Linked DNA regions of Homo sapiens: region 1 is linked to region 2. Evidence: chromatin loops called from intact Hi-C (ENCODE). Cell type or tissue: PC-3. All regions are shown on one strand.

What was found. Peaks named below come from ENCODE experiments on the same cell type or tissue, not always from the same donor. Only the 100,000 strongest peaks of a DNase experiment are listed, where the experiment ranks them.
Region 1: a loop joins it to region 2, with 14 times the contacts of the local background. A loop is called at or near these places in 16 of 110 quality-filtered maps.

The regions. Positions count from the first base shown.
Region 1 is chr5:64,228,309-64,230,808 of GRCh38, forward strand. The region is part of intron 5 of RNF180 (ring finger protein 180); the gene reads left to right. Among named protein-coding and RNA genes, the nearest start is that of RNF180, 64 kb to the left of the region's middle. In PC-3, CTCF peaks have their summits at 1,067 (motif pointing right) and 1,268; a DNase peak (open chromatin) is centred at 1,063.
Region 2 is chr5:64,783,195-64,785,694 of GRCh38, forward strand. CWC27 (CWC27 spliceosome associated cyclophilin) reads left to right here. Exons shown (of 14, transcript NM_005869.4): 4 at 642-785; 5 at 2,287-2,385. Among named protein-coding and RNA genes, the nearest start is that of CWC27, 16 kb to the left of the region's middle. In PC-3, a CTCF peak has its summit at 1,408 (motif pointing left); a DNase peak (open chromatin) is centred at 1,397.

The DNA of each region.
Region 1 (2,500 bases), 550 kb before region 2:
TTCAAGGCCAGCTGGAGCAACATAGTGAGACCCCCATCTCTACAAAAAATGTATACTTAGCTGGGCATGGTTATGCAAGCCTATAGTCCCAGCTACTGGAGAGGATGAGGTGGGAGGATCGCTTGAGTCCGGGAGGTTGAGACTGCAGTAAGCCATGATGGTACCATTGCACCCCATCCTGGATGACAGAACAATACCCTGTCTCAAAAATAAAATAAAATGCCAAATTTGAGAGCGTTGTTATCTATGAAGGGGAAGGAGAATGTAATCTGGAATGCTATTAATTATGTTTTATTTCTTAAGCTGGGCAGTATTATCACAGATGTTATTTTCTGTTCTATTTTATGTCTCCAGTATTTTGTAAAACGTTAAAAAAATCATTATAAGTCATTACCCTAATATTATACCCTTTTTATTCATTTCTTGGTGCAGAAGCTTAGATCACTCACCTTTGTTCTCCTTGTAAAGCCAGAGGGAAAATCTCCAACAGACCATATAGCCAAGTATTATTTTACCTAAGAGGCCCAATTTCAAAATAATGCTTTTAAGATAATCTATCAGAATAAAAATTGAATGATAATCCATGACCAAAACTTTCTATTACTGCTTTTTTTTTTTTTTTTTTTTTTTTGAGACAAGGTCTCACTCTGTCACCCAGGTTGGAGTGCAGTGGCGTGATCTCGGCTCACTGCAACTTCTGCCTCCTTAGCTCAAGTGATCCTCTCACCTCAGCCCCCCAAGTAGGTGCAACTACAGGCACACATCACCAAGCCCAGCTAAGTTATTGTGTATTTTTTGTAGAGATGCGGTCTCACTATATTGCCCAGGCTGGTCTTGAATTCCTGGACTCAAGTGACTCAGCCACCTCAGCCTCCCAAAGTGCTGGGATTACAGGCTTGAGGCACTGCACCTGGCCTAAAACTTTCTACTAAAAAATAATTACATATCTGTGCTGTCCTGAAATATGCTATTTAGCTCTTAAATTCTGTACTTTTGTGACCCTCTCTGAAGTGCTGGTTTATTAACGGTGAAATGGATCATCTTGTTTTTCAACACTAGAGGGCACCAAATTCTCTTCTAGAGCAAAACAATCAATGTTTTCCACCAAAGAACTTCATTTACTAGGGTAGAATATGGATTGGTATATTTTCAGTCGTTTGATAACCAAAAACGTAAGAGATTTTGTGCTTTATGATAAAGGGTTTAGAGAATCATAGTAAGGCTTTCTCTTGCTATGAATCTGTCTCTAGCTAAGAATCTGTCAATGCTTTTGCTAAACTGCTTTTCAGGAACATTTATTGTATGTTTGTCCAGAGGGAATAAAACAGCTACTCTGGGTTAATGCTTGGGATAACTTATTTTTAAGGGTTAGGGTTAGACACATCGTTTATTCTGGTTTTAAGTTTCAGGTAGCATGTGCAGTTTTCTGAAAATAGGCATTTCCCCTAAATTCAGGATAAAATCAATAGCCGGTATTGTGCTTCAGTGTGAATTGGGGTGCTGGTAGAGAGGAGTGAAATGATGTTAGCTAGTAGGTTACAGTGAGCCATTCATATACATTGATGTTTAGCAGAGTTTCTTAACTTGGGTTTGATAAATCATCCTTTTATTCTTCAATAAAAGTGATTGGAACAAGGTCACACCAGTCAATGACTTCTTGTCACTAATTATACCTTTTTTTGTCCAATTAAAACATTTAAAGATATTTTTGCATTGTACATTAAATTATTTCTGGTTGCTGAATTTTTCTCCTTTTATCTCTAGCCACAACAATGGGTAGTCTATTTAGGTTGTCTAATCTGTAGGAAATACAAATGAGGCAACTTCTATAAAGCAGCAGCATAATCCAGTGAGATAAATGCCAAGCATGTATTTTAAGGAAATGAAGGTACTAGCACTCTCTGTGTACTTTGATACTATGTTCATTTGCTATTGCCACTGTCACAAATTACCACAAATTAAGTTGTTTAAAACACACACATTTATTACAGTTCTGTAGGTAAGAAGTTGGAAATGGTTGTCATTGGACTAAAATCAAGGTGTTAGCAGGATTGCATTTCTTTCTGCAGGCTCCAGGGGAGAGTCTGTTTTCTTGCCTTTTCTGGCATCTAGAGTCTGAACCTTGGCTCATACAAAACTTCCATATTCAAAGCCAGCAGTAGCTGGTTGCATCTTTCTCACAATGTCATCTCTTTGTTTCTGACTCTTGTGTCTTCTTTTTCCTCATTTAAGGACCCTGTGATTACACTTGGACCCACCCACTTCAATCATGATAATCTCCTTATTTTAATGTCAACTAGTTAGCAGCCTTAATTCCATTTGCAATCTTAATTCCCCACTGCCATTTACAGGTTCCAGAGATTAGGATGTGGGCCTCTTTGAAGTGGGGAGGGAAATATTATTCTGCTTACCACAGATAGTTTTGGTGGAATTCTTGAGTCAGGCCAACCTTGAAAGAGAAGAGGTAGCTACTATTTACAGGTCTTGACAGCTTCTAGAA
Region 2 (2,500 bases):
GGCTGGATGGAAATTCTGTTAACTAAGAGACTAATATATTTGTTAAGTAGCCCTGTCATGGTGAGAAAACCACCTTAGAAAGGCTTGTTCCTGCTCTTTTGAAAACTGGCAAATAGAATCAGTGCCATTTCAGAGAAGATTCAACTTAGGACTTTAAAAAGACATGGTAAAATTACATAACACAATCATAGTAGATTATTTGAATTAAAAAACAAGAACAAAGCAATTGTTTAATGACATTTAGAATGAGATGGGAAGGAGTAATAATTGAATACTCTGCAATGGCTCAAAGGTAGTTTTCTGGGAGAAATAATAGAAGATTTCAAAAGCATAGCTGACTTTGGGATGAGAATAGGGAAATGACTTAGAAATCCATTCCCCCTTGGGTACTCTTCCTTTAGATGTAACTAAGCAGCTTTCTACAAAATAGGGTATATTTCTGTCTGAGTATATTTAGAAGATACAGTCTAGTGAATTCAAGTTTAATAACATTGAAAGAATAGTAAATACTTGAAAATCAATTAAGTAAAATGTCTGCATTTTTTATTAGAAGTTGTATGGGACCTTGCAGGTCAAGTTGAATAACTGCATATGAAGGGTCTTATAACTGAGGACATTCACTAAATCTTTTTACATTTCAGGATGAATTTCATTCACGGTTGCGTTTTAATCGGAGAGGACTGGTTGCCATGGCAAATGCTGGTTCTCATGATAATGGCAGCCAGTTTTTCTTCACACTGGGTCGAGCAGATGAACTTAACAATAAGCATACCATCTTTGGAAAGGTTAGTGTCCAGTGATTTTAAACCTGTGGTTCAGTTTTTGGTTTTATGTTATTCCTTAGACTTCTAAGATACATATGATTAACTTATCTAAGAGCTACCTTTGTAAAAACATTCCATAGGATATGTTTATTATTTTCAAAAATGATGGAATATATTCCTAATATAGTGCACTATGAGGGAGCATCTAAGTTCTTTTTGGATCTTTCAATTCAGTCATTAGTTGTGACTTTAGTGTATTCCTTCTTTAAAATCATAGTAATGGTATGAGCTAAAATGTGCCACTTAGCCAATATTGATTTTACACTTTTGGAAGGACATTTAGGTAATAATATTTAGTAGTTTACAGTTTATTTTCTTAATGATGGATTTTCTTAAGTTTAAAGTGGAATTTGTGTTGACATTGAAACTTCTTACTGTAAATATTACTTTGAATAGTACCTATTTAATCCTGCTCACATTTAATGTCATATTAGGGAACGTCCTTTCTATAGAATTTTTAACAATTCCCTTTAAAAAGGGATTCTGAAGGTTTTCTTCTCTCACTCTTCTCCATTCTCATAAATATGTTTCTATATGTTTTAAGTCTTAGGCATATCGGACATCACTAGTGCATCAGCGCCCTCTGCTGGTTCAGTAAGAATGGTTTCCCCATATACTGGGCAAAACTGGATTTTTGTGGTGATGAAAGGGAAAAAAACAAATTCAGTACAATTGGAAAGCTGGTGTTGTTTTAAAACTCTTGAAAAACACTGAATGAAAGGAATCACACTAAAACTATATGTTGCAATGTTGTTGGTTAATACTTATTAATAACAGTGGGTTAGGAAATATGCATTGGCACATTCTTTTGAGCCACTCCAGCACAGCCTGTCTGATGTTTATAGATTCCCTCCATTTATTCCTTAAAAATAAGAGTGTGTAATAAAATGAGATTTAAGTTGCCATTCTGCATCAGTTTTTACAATTGGGTTATATAACTAACACATCAGAGACAATGTGTAGCATAGTTAGAAGTTAGAAAGGCCATCACTGTTGGTTTTATACCTTCTTTGATCCTCATTTTTCTTATCTGTAGAAGGATAATATTAGTTCCTACTTTTAGGTTGTTTGTGAGGATTAAATGAGATAATGTCTCTAAAGCATTTACCACATTGTTATTGTTATTTGCTTATTTTATCCTATTCCAAAGTTTAAATTTGTTTATGATGTTTGAATGAAAAGTTGTCATTCAGTAGGAGATTATTTGGCATTATATTATTAATAAAAACTTACATTAAATATATATTGGAAATTTCCAAAAAACTTATTGGGGGATTGAACTCCATCCATGCTTTTCTCCTTTAAGATAAAGTTGCTTTATTTGCATTATTAAATGCATATATTTTTATGTAATCACATGAAATTTTCTTTTAATTATTTGAAAGATGTTTTCAAAGGTTTTCTCTTAATTCAAAGGATGAGTGCAATAATTTTCAATTACATTATATTTTTAATTTGATAGGTTACAGGGGATACAGTATATAACATGTTGCGACTGTCAGAAGTAGACATTGATGATGACGAAAGACCACATAATCCACACAAAATAAAAAGCTGTGAGGTAGGAGCATGATTATTACGAGATACAGCACTTACATTGTCGTTTAAGAGGAATTGATTCTTAGTATTTTTAAACTATTGGATTAAGGCTTTATACTATGTTAACATCACAACTC